Regions from separate parts of the Homo sapiens genome. Here region 2 is linked to region 1. A link is a loop called in an ENCODE intact Hi-C map of the cell type or tissue named here. Cell type or tissue: MCF 10A. All regions are shown on one strand.

Region 1 (5,000 bases):
TTCCAGGCTGAGATATGTGGGTGTTCGGCTGGATTCCAGTGAGCGGAACTCACAGCTCTTCCACCCCTGCCCATCTCACCTACAGAGATGCTTCTGTCCCTACCAGCTGAGCTGAGTGACTCAACCCAAGCAGCTGAGTCAGGCCACAAAGAAAGCTGTCTCTACCATGGGGATACCATGAACTTTGGGGATGTTTCTACTTGAAGACGACTCTGTTGTTGGCTCTGTGGGAGCATGAACCTTAGCCTCCTGCTGAATGGCACATGTCTTATTCTGCTCAGGCTGCTAGAAGAAAATACTGTAGACAAGAGACATTTATTTTTCACAGTTCTGGAAGCTGGAAGTCCAAGAACAAGGTGCTGGCAGATTCTGTTCCTGGTGAGGGCTCTTTTCCTGGCTTGCAGGTGGCTGCCTTCTGACTGTTCTCATATGGCAGACAGGGAGAGAGAGAGAAAGTGCTCTGGTCTCTCTTCCTTTTCTTATAAGGATAAAAATCCCATCAAGAGAGCCCCACCCTCGTGATGTCATCTAACCCTAAGTACCTGCCAAAGGTCCCACCTCTAAACACCATCACACTGGGTGTTAGAGCTTCAACATATACATTTTGGAAGAGCCCAGATAGTCAGTCCATAACACTGCACCTTCATGTATGTCCTCTTACTGTGCGTATGATGGGGAAAAAGAGCCTGGGAGAGAAAGGCCAGTTTGCCTTGGCCTAAAATGCCTGTACGTTGAGTGGAGGACAGTGCTGTGTGGCCCATCATTTATGATTATTCTTTCAAGATATATAATATTTCAAACCTACTTGAGAGTGGCTCTTCCAGCTATCACTCTTTCTGGAACTCCTGTATTTTGATACAAGAAGGTGAATATTTAGAACTTTTAATAACCTTGTGGGTATGGGGTTGAAGCAGGGAGTAAACAAATCTCAGAGTGCTGATCTGGGGCTTTTCTTAGGTGAATCTGGTTTTCTGACAAACATAATTACATGCCTCAAATACCTCTTCTCTCCACAGCCAAATCTGTTTATTCTATATATAAAACCCTTATCCCATTAAATATTAGCTCAGTATTAATCTTCATTAAAATTAAACAGCAAGGAAGGAAGATTAAGGTCTATCAGTCACTTAACTTACTAGTGCACTACTCATTTTCCTCCTGCTGTTTAGCATAAGAAGGTGGGGCTAAGGGGAGGTTCCTAGGAAATATTTTTTCTTCTTTTTTTGAGACAGTCTCACTCTGTCACCCAGCCTGGAGTGCAGGGGCACGATCTTGGCTCACTGCAACCTCTGCCTCCCAGGTTCAAGCAATTCTCCTGCCTCAGCCTCCCAAGTAGCTGGGACTACAGGCAAGTTCCATCATGCCTGGCTAATTTTTGTATTTTTAGCAGAGACGAGGTTTCGCCATGTTGGCCAGGTTGGTCTCGAACTCCTGACCTCAGGTGATCCACCTGCCTGGGCTTCCCAAAGTGCTGGGCTTACAGGCATGAGCCACCACACCCACCCAGAAATTTTGATGAGGGAATTAATTGGATGCTGATGTTGTAGCCCACGACTTCTTGAGAAATGGGGCTTACTGAAATCACTATTAGTGGGCTATGGGGCCATGAAGAAAGGGCTAGTAGGGTAGATAGGAAGATACTCCATGCTCAGCAATATTTCAGGAAACTGGTTCTCACCCTCTCTCCCTTTCTTCTCCTGGGAGCTGTATGTCATTCTAGTACAGTTCAAGTCCATCATGGGTTCACCAGGGTTTAGTCGACATGTTAAGCATCATGTAGAATGTTGATGTTACTGAAAGAAAATGTGGCTTAGGTTCTCAGCAACCAAATTTCAATTTAATTTTTGTACAATAGTCAGTGTGGAAAGAAAGAGGGACTTCTTACTATACTTGCAAATGTGTAAAGCTGTGCTATTTTCAGAACAGCCTGGGATGTAAGGACCATATGTAACCCTCTGGTCATCTAATCCCAAACCCTTAATTAAAAAGGAGGAAAGGGGCCACCAGAGAAGATGAGTGTCTTGCTCTAAGCCAAGCTGCTGACTGAAGAATAGGGACCCCAGAGTTCAGCTGAGGGTCTTCTCTTCTGTCTGTGATGCCTCCCTCAATCTATCTCCCTTCCCATCTCTTCCTTCTGCCTCTAGTACTGCTCCTACCCAACCCCGCCCCCATCTCTAGATCTTCCCTATCTACACTTGTTTCTGATTCACGTGGAAATAGCTCTGGCTCTACTCATCTTTTGCCCTGGCTCTACTTATTTCTTGTTAGTTAAGACATCCTGACTTTAATGAAGGTAAAGAGCCTGCAGGGGTGGGCAGAGTGGAACTAAAATGCCAGTGGGATGAGTAGAGCATGATTCATTCTTAAGTCTGTCCTGGCTCAGGGAAACTTTGAGGAGAAGGAGAGTAGAGGGGCTTATAGACTCATTACTTAGAAAAGCATTATGATGAAGGATATGTATCTGTGATAGACCCACAGTGCACATAGGAATGATAGGAACTGACATTATGTTTTAGGAAAAGCAGATTTGTCCTTGACTGGAAATGGAAATGGTGATAGTAAGAAGCAATTCTCCATTCAGCTATGAATACAAATCTCTAATTTTAATACATTGAAAAGGTTTGCTTTTAGGAATTCAAAAAGTATATACTTTCCTAAGTAGTGGGTGCATGTTTAATTAAACACTACCTTGAATTCACTGGGCCTGCCATGCTTCTGGTGTTTCACACTTTGATGTCCGGATAGTAGGCGGTGGGAGCCCCAGGGCCACAGCTGAAATGGTAAAGGGAGACAGATGTCCAGGCTAGAGTCAGCAATCCTGGGTCTGAGACCTTTAAGCTATTAGAGCATGTCAATAGACTGATACTGAGAAAGCCAGACAGGTAAAGGGTGAAAATGAGGAGCAGCTGTAGTGTATTAAGAAAAGCACAGAATTACAGCCAAGCTGCCATGGGTTTGAATCTTAGCTTCATACCATACAAATTGTGTAAACTTGGCAAGGACTTGTCTTTTTTTTTTATTTGTAAGGAAAAGTTGGATGATAACTTCCTCCACAATAATATATTTGACATTCAAAACTAATATATGAGGAAAAACTTAGCACAATACCTGGCATGGAATAGGTGATTAATAATTGCTGAGCACATTTGAATATTAAATAAGTAGGCAAGTAGCAGAGGTCAAGATGCGAGGGGTGAAGAAGCCGAGATTTGTTGTGAGTCATGGTGATGTGTATGGACAGTCAAACCTCTGTGACCTGAACTATGGAAACAATCAAGACTATAAGGGAAAGAACAATAAAAAAAAATCTATCAAGCAATTATGTATAGCCTTTCTACATTCTCTTATATGCATTCTCATGGAAACACCAGAAATAAGAATTTTTGTCTCATTTTATAACAACTGTAATCAAGAAAATGAGGCTTCTAAGAGCTTTTCCGAAGACACACAGTTGGTCAGGTAGATAGTGAATGGAACCCAAGCCAATTTGATTCCAAAGCTCAGGATTATTCCATGCTGCTTAATGCTTCACTTAACCTAACCTCTAGGGCTCTGGTTCTGTACAAGATGGAGCAGGCTCACACCTTCTTCTCTCTCCCACTGAATGCAATTTAGAGAGAAATTGTAGCATTAATGCTTCCATTAGAAAAAAGCAAGGGCTCAGGCCGGGCGCGGTGGCTCACGGCTGTAATCCCAGCCCTTTGGGAGGCCGAGGTGGGCAGATCACCAGGTCAGGAGATCGAGACCATCCTGGCTAACACGATGAAACCTCGTCTCTACTAAAAATACAAAAAATTAGCCGGGCCTGATGGCGGGTGCCTGTAGTCCCAGCTACTCGGGAGGCTGAGGCAGGAGAATGGCGTGAACCCGGGAGGTGGAGCTTGCAGTGAGCTGAGATCGCGCCACTGCAGTCCAGCCAGGGAGACAGAGCGAGACTCCGTCTCAAAAAAAAAAAAAAAGGAAAGAAAAAAGCAAGGGCTCAAGTCAATCAAAGAAACCAGAAATGAAAGAGCAATATAAACACAAAGCAGGCCGAAGGGAGGAAATGAAAAGGAGCAGAAATCAATGAAATTAAAAAGAACAACAGAAACCCAGTAGAGAAAAATCAATAATACCCAAAACCTGTGGTTTGAAAAGGCCAATGGAATTGATAAACCTCTAGCAAGAATGACTAAGAAAAAAGGAAGAAAGATATAAATTGACCAATATGGGGAGTAATAGAGAAGATGGCAGCAGATTCACAGACATTTAATAGCAAATAAGGAAATTCCATTTATGATCATTAAGATCTTGGGAAAATTGCTTAACCTTAGTTCTTCACTCCATCCCCCAGGCTGAAGTGCTGTGGTGCCATCGGGGCTCACTGTAGCTTTGACCTCCTGGGGTCAAGCCATCTTCTTGCCTCAGCCCCCAAGTAGCAGATACTACAGGCACATGCAACCTGTAATTAAGAAATTAATTAAAAAATTAATCTTTAAATTTTTTTTTTTTAGAGTGGAAGTCTTGCTGTTTTTCCCAGGCTGATGAACTTTTAGGCTCAAAGGAAACTTCCACCTGGGTTCTTAATTTAACCATAATTCTTACATCAATAAAATTAGAATATATTACCATAAATCATCATGGAAGATTGTTGTAGGGATCAAAAACTATAACTAGATTGATAGATAGATAGATAGATAGATAGATAGATAGATAGATAGATACAACTGAATGAGATTCCTGGTATTTGAGAACGGTTCCACAAGGATAAGAAGGCATTTCCCTTCTTCCATGGAATCTTTTTGTTCTTGGAGTTTGGAATCACATACTGAGATTTTGCAATTTTAAGATTATATTCGTGTTTACTTCTTCCTCCACATTTCACAGATATCCTTTATTTTTTGTTGGTGGATAAATACCTGCAGGTTTTCACACCTGTTTCTTTTTCAGGAGAATGCAAATCTACAAAAAATAATCAGTTTCTTTACTGACAGGTGGATGTTTAGTAAAGTTTCATGGTA
Region 2 (5,000 bases), 100 kb before region 1:
CGCATTGCTATAAAGAAATACCTGAGACTGGGTAATTTCTAATGAAAAGAGGTTTAATTGGTTTGCAGTTCTGTAGACTGTACAGGAAGCATAGTAGCTTCTGCTTTTGTGGAGGCCTCAGGAAGCTTCCAATCATGGCAGAAGGCAAAGGGGAAACAGGCATCTTACATGGCAGGGGCAGGAGCAAGAGAAAGAGAGGGAGCAGGTGCCACACACTTTTAAACAACCAGATCTCATGAGAACTCACTATCATGAGAACAGTACCAAGAAGATGGTGCTAAACCACATATAAGAAGTCTGCCCCCATGATCCAATCGCTTCTCAGCAGGCCCCACCTCCAACACTGGGGCTTAAAATTCAACATGAAATTTAGGAGGGAACACGAATCCAAACCATATCTAGAAGAAACACTTACCTTCTGTATTCTAGAGTTTATGTGGTTGCCTCCCATACCTAATGTCTTGAAGCCTGGGAATGGGTTTATTTTGAATTGGCTGTATCTCACATAAAGGCATTTACAACAATCTCTTGAGTTCATTCACTCATTTATTCAATAAAATATTTATTGCATGCCTATTATGTGCCAGACCCTGATCCTGTCTCTGGGAATATAGTCATGAAATTCCATTTTAGAAGAAGAACAAACTACTTTGCAAATGAGTAATGAATGAATGAACTCTTCATGGAGTTTTGGATTATATCAATTAAATAATAAAATTTCACTTCAGTAGGACTGCCCCATGTTGTGAATGAATCACTGGCAAAAAGCTGTTGGCCAGTAACTAAATGTTCGCGTTTCCCTTGAAAGTCACACTGCCATAGTTTAAGGCTAAATTCCAGGTCACAGCTGCGGCAGCGCTGAAAACGTGAGCAAGTTCATGAACTGCATTTGGCTGTATTCTCATTCGGCGACATCTGGACATCCTGCTGAAGTCTGAGATGCTTATGCAGGCTCTCTGAAGGAAAACACAACCTGTGTCTAGCCTTTGTTTTCTCTTTTCCTTTTCTGCAGAGCCTTTCAATCTTTGCTTTATTGTTTTCTTTCATAACCTCCTTATTTTCAACCCCTCAGCTCAGTTTGCAGATATGGATGAAATCTTCTCTGTTAGACTGTCGTTGATGGACTATGACAGCCGAGGACACCAGCTTGGAGTTTTCAAGGGTGTCTGGTTTGTGGGAGTTGATACTGGTCTTAGGCAAAAATGGGATGGAAGCCAAGCTATGACTGGTCAATTCACATGGCTGATGTGAGCATGGGAGCAGGTCAAGTAAGGCAGTCAGATCTGGAAGGCCTAAGAAGCTTGACACAAGCAGGTGGGACAGGTATCCTGGTTAGGGTCTACTGCTCCTTGGAAAGGCTTAGCTCTCCAATGAAAATCACTCCACTGCCTCTGCTAGTTTCCATGCAGGTGTCTTGGCTCTGCTAGTCTGATTCCCCTATATCAAATACTCCCTGACCCTAAAAGACCCTCTGCTCAGATATGTGGGTCATTTGCAGTCCTTTGAATCGGTCCGTCTTCCTCAGAGGGCTTGAGGTCAGCTCTCTTGGGTTGGTCTCCATTACAATGGCATTCACCAAGGAGCCACACTCCCAGAAGATTGAGATTCTAGAAGCAGAGTCTAGGCCTGTGCCTTCTTGCTGATATCAAACTCTATACATTACAAAAGATCCCCAACTCTCATTACCTCCTTCAAGCTGCCTTCCATAAATATATGTCCACAGAACGTATCACTCAGTCCATTTTCTCCACTGATCTTGAGCATTTACTGTCAGCTGGTAGCAATCCTTGGGGAAACATAGTTACCATTGTTAAAGTGGACTAAATATGGCCTGCAAAGGACTCCATACTTCTATATTTGAGTCCCTGTGGATGAACCGTAACTTAGCTTAATAGGTAGACAAGACTGAAAACCTAACTTAGGAGTATGCGCCTGTAACAATAGCTGAGTGTTGGCCAATCCCAGTTGCCATATTTCAATCACTCATAGACTGATGGGTGTTCAAACTGTGTTCAAACAAGGCAAACACCAGTAACCAATCCAGCTGTTTCTGTACCTCACTTTCAATTTCTGTAGATCACTTTTCTTTTTTGTCTGTAAATTTGTTCTGACCACAAGGTATCCCTGGAGTCTCTCTGAATCTGCTGTGATTCTGTGGGCTGCCCAGTTCATGAATCATTCATTGCTCAAACTCCTTTAAATTTAATTTGGCTGAAGTTTTTCTTTTAATGCTAACCATATCTCCATTCCAGAGAGCACCTCTGAGGGGTGTGTGTGTGTGTGTTGTTATCTTAACTACCCAAGCATTTTAAGGTATGCTTCCTAGAATTAATGTTTGAAGATGAATAAAAAATATTTTTATGCAGTGCTGGTATTTCACTCTTTAAAATCAATTTTTATTTTATCTATGTTTAATATTCTCTGATAGTTAATTGTTGGAATCGATTCTGTGTTTAATGGGATATAAAGAGCAATGACTAAGAATCAAAGCACATATGTTATAGTCCGCCCATATGACTGTGTGATCTTGAGTGAGTCACAACATTCCTGAGCCTTAAAAAATGTTACTTGAGAAACAACATAATCCCTGCCCAACTGGTACAGTGTTTTAAAAAATTAATTAGATATAAATTACAAAATTATTAACTCTATTAGGCTATGTAAATATAAGGTAGTTATGGTACAATTATCATCCTCTTCACAATTGCCTTATTAATACTCAACCATTTAGTTGCCTTTCTGTAAATTTTCATGAGGATAGAAATTATATTTGAATGTGCACAGTATGTCAGCCATTGAAGATGCTCAATAAATATTAGGTACAGAATAAATACATCTTCCAGATGAAAGTTTTCCAAAGAGAGGATAATAAGCCACTAGTGAATCATAAACTGAATTTAATGAGGCATTACAAGCATTTAAAAAAAAGTAGAACAGAGTGAAAAAAGAAAATATTAGTGCAGTATACTGGCAAAACTGAGAATTATTTGGTTGCTATTTGTTATAGATGTGTATGTATATTTGGAAATGTATGAATCTCAGGGTAGAGTGCACTTATACTTTTTACCTGAAGATATAATCAAAAAGTCTAAAAAGTACTTCTTTAAACAAGAGGAATTTAAATTTTTAAATCCTTGGAACATTACACAACAGATAATATGAGTGAAAAAAGTTTTGTGTCAAAAGTACTGAAGAAACTTCCTGGGTGAACACAGGTACAAGTCAGCGTTTTTCGGTTCTCCCCATGGACATTATACCAAAGCAGCAGGGAGAACGTTAAAAGACAAAACAAAATGAAACAAAAACAAGCATATAATCTCCAGTTTTAGTGGAACTTGATGATACATATAAATCCACAGATCTCTAAATACATACAAAGCTTGCCCAAATCCTCCAAGATCATGCAGAAACACTGGTGTAAGGAAGGAAGGAGGAGAAGGTCAGTGGTAGTGAGAGACCCAGCAGGTGACCTTAGAATAGGCCAGCAAAAGACACTCCTGAAGGCAAGCGGGTACCCCAAAAAGAACATATTTTGCTGCCTGTGTGGCAACAATGGGTCGGGAAACTGGGGAGAGCAAGGATGGTGGAATAATTGTTTCTGTATCTATTTTGAATCAGGGCAAAGATAACTTAGGGGTAGAGAATGACTCACCTGAGGTATTAGAGAAAAACAGTTTCTGTGGCAGTGGGCATCTACTGAACCTTCCAGCTCTGAACCCTAGATTGTCAGCCTGCTAGTCTTAGTTTCTCCCCCAACAGCCACCACTCTCAGAAATTCCTGTGAATACGACTTAAGAAAATCCAACCTATTCAATGCTAAGTGTTAAAAGACACAACAATGATCTAACAATAAATAAATGTAAAAAAACTTGATATATGATGACTTACCAGAAAAAGTATTGCCATATAGCAAAAGAAAGTTGTTCCCATTTCCCTATGAAACACAAGGCTTTGAAACAGTTTACTCTGAGCAGAAAGACCACAGCTCAGAAATGCAAGACTGGAGGGAAATAATTGAAAGCTGATAAAAGGAGATTTTTTAAAAAGTTACTAGTATAACTTGAGAACAAAAGTAGAAGAAAAGAAATGGAAAGATCATAAAAATGAAGTGTGGGAAAATAGGTACTTCACAAAATCTACCAAGAGACACGGCTAGAAATGAGAGATGTGAAAAACGTACAAAACTAAAACAAATAGAAATGAAAACAAAGGACTAAAAAGGATAAGAAAGAAAATAATAGCCATAAAAAGGCTAGAAAATAGAGCTAACATACACATTGGCGTCTCCAAAGAAGCAATAGAACACACTGCCACAGTAGAATACAACAGACATTTAATGTTATTAAAAAAAACAATTATTGGCCAGGCATGATGGCTCAAGCCTGTAATCCCAGCACTTTGTGAGGCCAAGGCAGGTGGATCACCTGAGGTCAGGAGTTAGAGACCAGCCTGCCCAACATGGTGAAACCCCATCTCTACTAAAAATACAGAAAATTAGCCAGGCTTGCTGGCCGGCATCTGTAATCCCAGCTGCTCAGGAGGCTGAGGCAGGATAATCTCTGGAACCCGGAGGCAGAGTTTGCAGTGAGCGGAGATCGCACCAGTGCACTCCAGCCTGGGCGACAAGGGCGAAACTCTGTCTCAAAAAAATAAAATGAAATAAAACATTTATTTTCCTGAAATGAAAGAATACTTGAATCTATGTGTGGAAAGTCTTCATTATGTGCTAGAGGAAATTGATGTGAAATGGTCAACTTTGAGACCTGCACGAATGAAGCTAACGGTTTTAAAGATAAAGGAAGAATTCTTAGGGCAGCCAGGGAAAACATCACAATAAGAATGGAAAAAAATGTAATCTCAAATTTCCCCCCAAAATCGTTAACACCAGAGGAAAGTGAGGCAGCACCTACATGACTCCTCCAGGAAATGTGAGGACCAATGATTTGATATCTAGCCAATCTGTCTCTCAAATATTAAAACTATAGGCAAACTTTATGAAA

The links. Peaks named below come from ENCODE experiments on the same cell type or tissue, not always from the same donor. Only the 100,000 strongest peaks of a DNase experiment are listed, where the experiment ranks them.
Region 2: a loop joins it to region 1, with 12 times the contacts of the local background. A loop is called at or near these places in 1 of 110 quality-filtered maps.

The regions. Positions count from the first base shown.
Region 1 is chr2:7,705,200-7,710,199 of GRCh38, reverse strand. No RefSeq gene overlaps it. Among named protein-coding and RNA genes, the nearest start is that of LINC01871, 18 kb to the left of the region's middle. In MCF 10A, no CTCF peak of the experiment used is centred here; no DNase peak of the experiment used is centred here.
Region 2 is chr2:7,809,947-7,814,946 of GRCh38, reverse strand. All of the region lies in intron 3 of LOC105373408 (a long non-coding RNA gene), which reads left to right. Among named protein-coding and RNA genes, the nearest start is that of LINC01871, 87 kb to the right of the region's middle. In MCF 10A, no CTCF peak of the experiment used is centred here; a DNase peak (open chromatin) is centred at 2,516.